Regions from separate parts of the Homo sapiens genome. Here region 1 is linked to region 2. The links are chromatin contacts, found by Hi-C or POLR2A ChIA-PET in ENCODE. All regions are on one chromosome and are shown on one strand. The core of a region is the stretch at or near the end of the contact, and the rest is flanking DNA. Distances in the headings are between cores, read along the strand shown.

Region 1 (5,996 bases), core at 204-2,703, 56 kb before region 2:
ATCCAAAAAAAAATTTCATAAGTGGAATTATGTTTTGTTTAACAATATATTATGGACACATTAAATAATCTTCCTAGAGACCTCTTGCATCCACCTTTTTCATATTTCTTAATGATAAAAAGAAATTTGCTTCTTTGTTAAATATCTTCTCTTTCCACAGCATTTATTTCAGAAAACACCTTAACCTATGATGGGAACACTTTGTCTACCTGGCTATTGAAATCTTTCTCTAACAGTTGCAATTCTAGTTTAGATGATTTTATATGCTGCTTTATCTTTATTTTTGCCTTTAGTTTCTCTTTTTTTTTTTTTTTAACACAGATTTTGTCAAATCTTAGGTAGACTGATTTTTATTATTTATTTTTGTCCTCCCAGTTATACAAAGTCACTTAACTGAACAATGGATCTATTTAATAATGCAAGGAAAAGTCACCCTCCCTAGACTTCCTGATTACAAACTCCTTGTAAGCACTTGTCTTGGGCCCTGGTACCAGTCCTCTGCATGGGGCAAGATACTCTAAAAACTGTTAGGGGATTTTTGGTGGAGTAACGTGGCTACTTACACATCAGAAAAACAAGTTACCTTAAAACAAGAAAACCAAATTGATGATGGTGTTGATGGAGTGGAGTGGAAGTTAACTTTGTCCTGTGAAACTGTTTATCACCAAGTGCTAGTCTTCAATTTGTAGAAAGACAGCATAACCTCATGCTTACCACTCATCTCCCTTCTTATACATTATTTTAAAATATTGACACATTTAGATACAAAAATAGGTGCTCATGTGATTTTTTTTAAAAAATAAAATGAAAATGATTTCTTATTATTTGAAATACATAGCATCAAATTTTTGGTGTACTGTCCAGGAGGCAAGCTAATAGTACAATGTGGTTTTGCTCCTTACCATATACTTTTGTGAGTTCAGAAAACATTGCAGCCTTTTGTAATAAATAGTCACTGAAGCTAGTATCTTAAGACCCAGGGCTCTGGAGAGAGATCTTTAATTTAAGGACATAGAAAACACTGTTTCTTTTATGTAAACGAGCTCCACAATTTTATGATTATACTTGAATGGAAATATGTTATGACCACAAAGCCAAAGGAATGACTCACTTGGTAGCTATCGACAGGTTTTATTTTCAAGATGGATTTAACTGCATTGTTGTTTTCAGATGTATTTTACCCTTTCAATAGGATTTAGGGTCTATTTAGAAAAATAATAAGTGGAAGTAAGCAATAGAAGAGTTCATGTTTATTTCTTTCATAGTACCGTTGATTTCTTTTCAGTAAGTTGAGGCATCCTAATTCTGGTCTTGATATGCAGTTTAATTTCATGTGGGTGAATTATTCACAATCCCTTTCAATATGGAAAGTTGACACAGTAGGGTGCCATCTGTCTATACCATTGAATTTCTGCTTAGCAGTACTTCCATGTGAAGGTCAGGGATTCCATAGCTTTCATAAGCAGGAATCCAGGGACACAGTGAACAGGAACTCTCTGAGTCACTGCAGGGAATGCAGAATGAGTTTAGGTTGGGTGTCTGGTGAATATGGTGAGGAGGAATTGATGTGTTATCCTGGAGCTTGGAGTACTTACTGATAAGGACCAAATCTCAGGCTAGGGACGAATGAGTTCCTCTCATTAAACAGAAGGCTGGACCTGTGAGAAACAAGTGTTCGTACCTATAAGAGGCAGGCAGGAGATCTGAAAGTGACTGAAACCACAGTTAAACTTTTCCTCATTAACTGAAGCACTGTGTCTCATCCCATCTCCTGCCATAGTTTTAATCTAATCCACACAATTTAGTGAGGCCTCTTTCTACACACAGATCCCTCTCCTGTCTGCTTTCTTAGAGTCTAGGGAGTTCTTGGAGGATAGTAATGGTGGAAGATACCAGACTAAAGGAATAACATCTTGAAAGAATAAGTGCAACAGAAGAATCTACAATTTGGGGTTACAAGGCTATAAGATTTGTAAATATAAGATTTTTTACTGTTGAGTTTGCTTTATTTTGAGATTTTATATATATATATATATATGTGTGTGTATATATATATAATATAAACTTATCTCACTAATGCAGTCAGTGTATCTTATTCTGATTTGCTGGCCAAATTTGCTTTCTGACGCATGTTACAATGTGGGCATTAATTCTTCTTTTCCCCAAAGCCAGTGCTATACAAGGATGCTTCATATCACAAATCTGATTTCTGGGTTCTCTTGAACACTGAGAGTGAGTTATCTAGAAATAAGAAACCAGAAAAGTCATATAAAAAGAGGCATGATCCAGAAATATGGATTTGATTTTGAAATCCACTAAAAAACAATAGAACAAAAAAAAATCTGCTGCATGCATAAACACAGTTCTCTCCAGAGAGCTGTGTCTGGCTAGATCTGTTGGTTTGGGCAGGCATAAGGAAGGAAGTGCCTGGTTGACCTGGGTAATTCATATGTTGGATCATCTACCTATGGATCTTTGAGAATACACTGTGGAGGAAGGAGCGTCTATATCGTGTCCACATCCCACCTGTCTACCATGAGCCTGAAAAATCTGTACACAAGTGTATCCTGGGATAAAACTCATGCCCCACTTGGTGATACTGGACTGTCTGTCCACCAGGGTCAGACTTACTGCCTCCGGAAAAACCTCACAATCTGATGTAAAGCTCCATAGCTTGAACTATCTCTTGTACCTGACCCTCATGCTACAGACTCAAAAGTCTGGTTTGGTTGGTATCCTAAGTACCAGCTCCATCTCTTAGCTGTGGATTCCTAGTTACCAAGCTCATGTGATTTCTATGTATGACCAGAATGGTGAGATATTAATTTATAAGTGTACATATAATCATTATTGGGCCTAGGCCCTTCAAAGGTCTTATTCTCTGCTTTGTAGACAGTCTAGCAAGATTGTTAAAAACACAGGTTCTGAAGGCAGACTGCCTGGGTTTAGATCCCGGTTCTCCCACTTACTAGTTCTGTGATCTTGGACAAGTTACTGAACTTCTCAGTTCTTCAATTTTCACATCTATAAAGATGTGGATAAAAATAAGTCCTACCTTATAGGATTGTCATGAAAATTAAACCATTGCTTGGAGTGTGTTAAACGCTTTGTCAGTGTTAGCAGTTATTATTATTATTTTTAATCACTTTTGGGCAGACCTCTCCATGAAGCTAATAAGAAGGTTGTCTGGGGACCATGGTAGCAGAGCAAGATTGGGCTGATGTGCACGGTTTTGACAGTTGTTCCAAAGCACTGAAGTCTGTTGAGTGCAGTCCCTTGCATGTTGCTCCACCTTGATGTTGACAATTAGAAGCCATTGGCCAGTGTTTGAGTGGATACTTTGAACTTGTGGTTCTGAAGCTTTTGTTTTTCTGTGTTTCTGAAACCCACCAATTATACTTCTTACTGGTACCTTCTTTCTATAACTAGGATAATGTTTACATTTACCATCAAGCCTTGCTGCCCTAGAACTAACCTCTTGTATGAAAACGAATATGCCTGAGAGAATGTATACCAGGGATAAAGACCAAATATTTTATTTTATTCTTTTTTCTTCCACAACATCAAGTACTCTAGAATTATTTTGATGGCCAAGATTTATAAAGCACTTGCTGTGTGCCAGCACTATCATAATTTCTTTACATAAATTATCTCAGTTAATCTCCACATAGCCCTCTGTGGTCATTGATATTCTTTTGCTTTTTGTGACAAAGTCTTGCTCTGTTGCCCAAACTGGAGTGCAGTGGTGCGATCTCAGCTCACTGCAACCTCCGCCTCCCAGGTTCAAGCGATCCTTCTGCCTCAGCCTCCTGAGTAGCTGGAATTACAGGCCTGTGCCACCACACCCAGCTAATTTTTGTATTTTTAATATAGACAAGGTTTCGCCATGTTGGCCAGGCTGGTCTCAAACTCCTGACCTCAAGTGATCTGCCTGCCTTGGCTCCCAAAGTGCTGGGATTACAGGCATGAGCCACTGTGCCTAGCCATGATTATTGATATTATTATCCCTGCTCTACAGATCAGTAAATTGAGGCTTAGTGGGTTTGGAATTCAACAGTAGATCTACTAATGGCAAGTCCTTGTATTTCATGGCTGCATTCTCTTAAGAAACTGAGTCCATTTAATTTAAAACAGAACTGTCTCTTCCTTTGTAGAACAGTTACTGTATGTTCACATAAGAAGTAGTCAAGTATATCCATATGTCTCATGCAGATTTCTACCTTCTAATGTACCCTGGTTGTGGGAGCCACTTAACCTCCCTTCTTAGGCTCTGTTTGCCACTAATTGGTGGTGCTACGTTGGCAAGTCACTTCGTTGTCTTCCAGACCTAAAATTCTGTTACCCCACAAATAACAACAGCAAGGAACACTCATTACCCAGACTGAATACTGAGCATCTTAAAGACCAGCGTCTTCTGGTAATTCCCCAGTCCTCCTGTCTTTAGCAACAGAATTGGTTCCTTGTGGCCAATTTCATCTTTGCAAAATGAGAGAATGACTAAGAAAACATTAGTGGATGTAAATGAGGAAAAGAAAAGACATCTGTCAAGTTAATTAAGGGAAAACATTCCTTTGACCTCTTTTTTTTTTTTTCCGCGCTTTTCACCAAGGTGGGCTATTCTTCGCTCCTTAGAGACTACTTCCCTTTTCGTGTTAGAAACAAATAGTAGGGACCAAGCACTAAAGTATAGGATAAACACGCAACTAATTTTAATATCCGTTTGGCAGTTTTCCTGTTGCTTCTCCATTCAGGAAACATTTTCTTCTACTTCTGCCCATTATCACAGCTTTGACATTCATGTCATTAACAGAATGTCATTTTGCAAGATACTGAATTAGGAGCAGCTAGCAACAAAACATGCTGAACAGAAAGACACTGGCTTTTTGCCACATGACTTCTCACAAAAAAGAACAAAGTGGAGCTCTGGTGTCGGTTTCTTATATTTGTATGTTTGTGTTCCGATTGTGGAGGCACATGAAATCAGGGACAGTTCACTTGTGGGCAGAACGTTATGCCAAACTGCTATATAAAAGCCAAATGCTGTAGAGCTGGGAGGTGTTAAATAGTCATGCTGTTCATTCTGGGCTTGAAATAAATTTCTGTTGAATGTCATAAAAGGAGATTTGGTGGTCACGGAAGTAAACCCCCTTCCCTTTTGTGGGTCAAAAAGAAGTGGTCCTTGGGTCCTCGGAAGCAGAAGGAAGGAAGAGACCCTTTTATTTTTTTGGTTAGTGATTAGCTATGTAGCTAAATTATAGACTAAAATATATTCACCAAATTAAATAGTTCTAGTGGTAGCAAGTTAAACTGAGATTTAATTTCTGTATAGAGAAGGCTGAAATGGGTAAAACTATATTATAATAATTTAGTTGCTATGTGTATATTCAAATAAGTTTTGGATATAAGGACATCTCCCAATCAAGCTTTCTAAAGCCAATGACCATTTCATAAAAGCAATGCAATTGGGACATGAGGTACAGGAGAAAAAAGTTAATAGTAAAATTTTACTGTGTTATTTCCAAAAAGGAAGATTGGAACATTAGATTTAAGTTATTGCATTAACTCTGGCTTGGGACTGCCACCACTGTCTAAGGTCTTTTCAAGAGTTACTTCCTTATCCCTGGCCATTTGAAAATAATCTAATGCCATTAAATTAAATTGATTAAAGTAATTTTAACAGTAGGACTTTGAACTTGGTTTTTCTGCTACTTGGAAAAAGATATATCAAATTGTGAATTTAATATACTTACATTGAGTACAAAAAACGGAAGTTAAAAACAAAAAACAACTTGTTTATGTCACACACATCTTCCCTACCCCCAGCACACACTTGTAAAGTAGAGGTTTAGAAAACCATTAATTTGTGTTTTGTGTATCTTTTCTTAATTCCCCAGTATGTCTGTTGACTTCTCTTTGGTCCCTAATAATAACTGACCTATGGACAGCCAACCACTTGGATGTCTGTCTCATAGGTATTTGATCTGACCTTTCCCCAT
Region 2 (5,865 bases), core at 3,046-5,545:
AAAGTTTGTTCTTTCATAGTTTAGTTGTTTCCCATCATGTGTTAAATGCCTTTATGTATCTCACCATGGGGACAATACAAGAGTGATAAAAACATCATCTCCAGGGAACTTATTGAGACCCATACACTGTTTTTACCCCCAGCTCCAGCTTTTCTTTTTTCAGCTTATTTAGTACTGTAAGAAAATGTACTGGTCCCAGAAAGCCTGTTTACCCAGTGAATATTAATTCATAATAGTGCTACTATTCCAAGTGGAAAGAATATCCTATAAAAATTGATAAACAAGTGTTTACTATAGTCTTTAAAACATATCTCTATAAAGGGGAGAATGCATTTAATTATTATAAGTAATAAGCAAAATGGAAATCTCATGGAGTGCATTTAAACATGACAGAAATCACGGTATCTTAATCCTGGCAGATTTATAAAAATGGAGAGAATCTAATAATTAAATAGGTGACTCAAGGACACGTGAATCTGGTTTCCATGCTATTAAAAAAATACATAACCCCCCCAGGCATGTTAATTTTTGACAAATAAACCATAAACCGTGACAGGAGATTATCACAGGAGACCTCTAGTTCATTTTGCATGAATTTCCGAATGGAACTCCCTCCACACTCTTCAAAAAGTATTAATTTAGTTTAGGACATGAGTGATCATCATTTTAAATTGTTATTCAAGTAAACAGAACCCTGTGTTATGAAAACTCAAATTGGTGTATTTTTATGTAACATCTGGGATATGTCTCTCCATTTTAGAGTTGATTTTTCCTCAGGCAACATGGAGATTCCACTCCTAGGCCTCTGTTACCTTCCATTTGGTGCACATTGCTGAGCCTTTAAGAAGTAATGTCATTTTGAGACTCCCACATTTTATTGTTTTGTAAAATTTAGTCCAATTGAGGAAATATTGCTCTGTTTTTAAAAGTAGTCTTGGGTAAAGGGATAAAAGTCTGGCTTATTAATCTTTTCTGACCTTTCTTACCTTATGTGATAATACTTCCCTAGTAGCCATCCCTTGTAACAAAATAGTCCAAGTATAGACTAGAAAGTATAATGACACAGACTTGCTTTCTATATTTTAAAATGCAGATTTGAGAGTGAAATTATCGAATTAATTTTTTACTATTAAGTAAAATAAAAGATGAAAGTGAGAACCATAGTATAGATTTTGTCTGGAGGAAGGCCACATTTTCACATTGCTAATTGTGGTATTAATTTACAATCCACCTGATTGTGGACCTACTTAATCCTTTTTTCCCTGGCGGTAAAATGGAGGTTAAAAATACTCTCGTGCCTTTCCCAGAAGTTGTGGAAGTTTATGTATTGCAGACTGCTTTCACTTTTGATGGAAACATAGAGCCCTCCAAGAAATGCTGTGAGTCTCTCCTAGTTCCCTAGTTATTATGCACTAGGTTGAATCTCCAAGTGTATTTCCACAAGCAAATTACTACAACAAACTTGCCTGCTGAGTTCAGGTCATCAGACAATTGTTGAGTACTGGGCTGGAAGTCAGGCCTACTAAAGATCATTGGCTCTGGTTGTCATTTCCAGATGATCCTGTTTTTCCTGCTCCCTTTCTGTTTTTATTCATTTGAATCTGCTGAGTCTGATCATTGTAACCTCCCAGTTACACCTTCAGAATTCTGGAGTAGATTTTAGTTATTTTAGCTATATTGGCATAGTTCAACTTGTTCCAACATCAACTAGAATATTTGGTGTATCACTCCAGGTAACTATAACAATAAATCTACTTCCTCTTCATACAGTTAGAATAGCCAGGTTGATACTGGAACTTTTCATTCTTTCTTTGTTGTATACCATATTAATCTAAATTTTTGTGAGTGGTATTGAAATGAGGGTTGTTATTTTTTTGCTGATCTTTTTTGTGTCCCGTGTTCCCATCAGATGTTTTTCCCTTCTTACTTTTTCATTTAATGTAACACCAAGATTCCCACCCACAAGGAAAAAGACTCTTTTCAAAAAAGGCTTGTTGCATTGGCAAGAATGTAGTCTTGTCTTCCTATAACATTTTGTTGGTAACTACTGCAAAGAAAAGACAACATTGTTAGCAGGATTGTACTTGTGTGATACCTTTCTTGAAAAAAGGGCATGTTCTCTCTTAAGTACTGTAGATAGCATGTATAGTAACTTCTGATGTGCAGTTGTCATGGTGATGAAAATGCAGTGGTCCTTTGTGCTCCATTTGAGTAAATAGACACAGACAACTTAGGGAACTTTATGAGTTGTAAATTATTTCTGGTCCCTGGCTGTACAGAGTACTGAGCACATTCTCGTTTAAACATCTTTCTAGTTGTGTGTTTTCTGGAGCAAGCAAATGTAATTTATGCTTCAGAACTAATAAGAACATGTCTTCTCTTGGAATTGCTCATTCATCTAAAATATGTTCATTGATAACTGAGGGGAAGGAGAGTTAATGCATCACAAAACAAAATCATGGTGGGGAGAAATTGTGTCCCTCACTCTTTCCAGAGACTAGTTTCTGATAATTGCTATTAAAGGGACTGAATAATTCTTTTAAAATCATATCCTTTTCTTACTTTATCAAATTGGAGGTGTTTAAAATATATAGTGCAGGTATGGATTCTTAACTGTTTAATAAGTAGCCAAATAAAATAATATCAACCAGTGTCCATTTAATAATCAAGTATCTTTGTAAGCATGTTATTACAATTACTTTCTTCTTAAATCATTAACATTTTCAGTTGTTTAAAAGTATTTCAAAAGAACATATAATTTATCTCAATTTCTTTTATCTGGTATATTTACATACATCTTACTTTGCTTCTTTTTTTTAACATACTTGATTCATTTGTACTCCAATCATGGTACAGAAATGACAGGTAAATTTTACTAAAATCTTAACATTGTAGTAGTTCTGTGATTTGTCCACTTGAATTTTTCCGTCTTGTCTTTGTGGACCATTTGCATTTATTGGAGGTTACACCCATGGCAGCCTATAATTTTATTTTCCTACGAATATAAATTTAGGCTAAAATGTCAGTTTTTTACGTTAACATCTAACTGTGACGTTTCTCAAATTCAAGCCTAATGTTGTTGAATTCCCTAACTTCAATTTATTGTGAATGTATCCCTGGTAAATTTTGTCCACTCTTGTCACTTGGCAAGTTAACATAATAACAAACGTAATAACACGAATTACAAAATGTCCATATATGACACTGCAATCTTATTGACCTAAAAATGCAATGTTGCTTTTTTTAAAGTGTGTTTTTCCTTTTTTTTGCCCCTTGACAAATTTGCATAGAACATTCAAAATGTTCTGTGGCTTTTAAGGCACAGTCTTGCGTTTAAAGTAATAGCTCTGGAATGCCAGAGATTTCAGAAAATTTGCTTTCTGTTGTCCCCTTCCCTTTGCAGCAGTATTGTTTCTACTGCTGCATTCACTCATCTGAGACCCTTGTAATGACCCTTATCCACAGCCAAACTCCAACTGAGAAACCACCCATTCTATCATCACTTGAAGATAAAACCACCCTTTTCATGGCTCCTGCCAGCTTTGCCTCTAAGGCTGAGGCAAACAACTTTACTCTTTGCATTAAGTTCTATCACTGGTGGAGAAGGTTTCACTCTGCCCCCACTGTTGACTGGCCAGAGCTGGGCTGCATGCTCAAAGACTCTGCAGGAGGCTTTGCTGTAACAAGCCAGGTCATGTCCGAAGGCAGTAACTCTTAAGAGATTCTAAGCATAAGGTCAGTTACTTACTTAATGCTAAAGTTATTTGACACTTCAGGCCTGAGCCAGCCATGAGCCTAATGATCCCTTCTTCCCTAAGCATGATGAGTATAACTGTTCCTTGAAAATAATAAGCAGAAAGTGTTTCGGATGCAAAGAAAGTCCCCACAGGCCCTTGTGCCATGCTGGAAGTTAGCCCCTTCCAAAGATCATTTGCTCTGGTTATCAGCTTCCAGATGAGAGTGTTTTCCTCCTGCCTTTCTGTTCTTATTCATTTGAATCTGCTGAGTCTGACCATTGTAATTATCCCTGGTATTCATTTTGTCAAAGTATATTAGTGAGACATCAATAATATGGATCAACCCATTCCCTTTCTACTTGTTTGGTTGTATTGATTCAGTTTAAATAAAAGTCAACCTACTGTATAATGTTTGTTTACCCTGACCCTTGCTGAACATTTCCACATCCTCACAGACTATGTTTGTGTCATTTGTTTGACTAAAAATACTTAGTTTCCCTGGGGTTCCCATGTGACAGTACGCCAGTGTTGGCCTAAGCTAAACTCACTTTCTCAATAGGACTGATGGACGCCGCTGGTCGTTGGCTTCTCTCCCTTCCTCTGGCTATGGGACAAACACACCCAGCTCTACGGTCTCTGTAAGTGCCTGACTTTTTTTTTTTTTTTCTCTTCCTCACAACAACAGAGCTATTACACAGGCAGTGTTTTCTCTGGGTGTTTCCTGGTAGGGAGGAGAAGATAAATTCTGCATGTCTGCCACTCTGAATAAGTGACACATCAAATGATGGCCTGACAAAAATAAAAAGGACATACTTTCGCTGCAAGCTTTTAAACTGTAGTGCATAAATTGAGTAAGTTCCAGGATCACAAGTTTGGAGGAAACTGGAAGCTTTCATTTTAATAACATTTGGTGTAGTTCGGGGGGAAAAACACAATCTAGTTTTATTGCTTTGGTTCCATGCCAGTGACATTATGCTAAAAATGCCATTGAACTTCGATAGACTGGGTCTTTCTTCCTATGTGGCTTAGATAGAGGTTTGTTTTGTTTTGTTTTCTTTCTCCTTCAAAGAAAAAAAAAAGGCAAGTCTTAATTTGTCTGTGCCTTCTAGGTAAGAACTTTCTTTTAAGAAAGAATTAAAACAACTTAGAAGAAGGTTAAGATAAATAAAGACATAGTGGAATTATGAAAATAGGATAGAGGAAAATGGATACTCTTGCCCCAAACTATAACATTTCAACAAGAGACCTAGCAATTACTGGAAACAACTCAGTAGGTTAGATGTATGTTTTTTTAGTTTATGTTAGTGATCATGTGGGATAACTGTATCTGCAGGGCTATAGAAACAAGGTGGTCATTTAGAAGGGCCTAGTAGATTGCAGGTGTTCAATATATGGAGTGATCTGGCTCTCTTTGCACCAGCAAGGAATGTGGACCTAGAGCCTCATTTTGTCAAAATCTCTGGTTTATTGTTTAGGGATATCCATCTATTGTATTTTTGATAGCCCCCAGCACTCCATTAAGCACATAGGTTTAGCCACTTAATAACACTTGAATGACAAGAAACTACAGTTAAATAGATAAATTCTAACTGGTATCACCTCTGCCTTATACTGATGTATTTCCAGAATTCCAAGTATAATAATATAACGTAGATTTTCTGGAGTACCTTTAAAACCAAATTGTTAAAAGCTGTTGGGTTATTTTTACCATCTCTTTATGGTATTTCATTGAGCAGAGGTAATTTATTTTTCTATCCATTATTCCATTTTGTTGTGATATATGAGTCTATTGTCCATTTAGATCATATTTTTAGAAACATCCTAACAACCTTAAGTAGTTTCAGAGGCATATCAGCATCAGTAAAAGATGCTTAAAAATCCTGAATAGCATGAATGAATAAAATTGTCAGTAAATAATAGTGAAGTCATCCTTGATTCTTATGGCAGTCACTATCAGTGGTTATTGGCCAATATTTTAGACGTGTCTTTTAACTCCAAATTGTTTTTTTTATTTCAACTCTGTCACCTTGCATTGCCTTCAGTCAAGTTTTATTATAACTTGGACATAGAAGTCTCTCTTTTGCAAGAAAAATAGGGGTGAGTTCAGGATTTGTATTCTTTCCATCTT

Evidence for each region. A loop is a pair of places that touch in the nucleus more often than their neighbours do. ChIA-PET counts read pairs that join two places held with the same protein, here RNA polymerase II (POLR2A). Pooled maps may share reads with other maps.
Region 1: a loop to region 2 is called in a map of vagina, with 2.6 times the contacts of the local background. The contact joins two enhancer-like sites. A Hi-C loop is called at or near these places in 9 of 168 maps with a recorded cell type or tissue (DLD1, HepG2, Right ventricle myocardium inferior and 6 more) and 5 of 50 pooled maps. POLR2A ChIA-PET finds 5 or more read pairs at or near these places in 4 of 52 experiments (MCF 10A, PC-9, T-cell and 1 more).

The regions. Positions count from the first base shown.
Region 1 is chr5:67,037,943-67,043,938 of GRCh38, forward strand. All of the region lies in intron 4 of MAST4 (microtubule associated serine/threonine kinase family member 4), which reads left to right. Among named protein-coding and RNA genes, the nearest start is that of MAST4-AS1, 37 kb to the left of the region's middle. Within about 2 kb of position 1,454, at least 2 of the 41 ENCODE cell types and tissues checked have a DNase peak (open chromatin) inside an H3K27ac peak, as active enhancers do.
Region 2 is chr5:67,091,301-67,097,165 of GRCh38, forward strand. It overlaps MAST4 (microtubule associated serine/threonine kinase family member 4), which reads left to right. Exons shown (of 29, transcript NM_001164664.2): 7 at 4,297-4,375. Among named protein-coding and RNA genes, the nearest start is that of MAST4-AS1, 90 kb to the left of the region's middle. Within about 2 kb of position 4,296, at least 23 of the 41 ENCODE cell types and tissues checked have a DNase peak (open chromatin) inside an H3K27ac peak, as active enhancers do.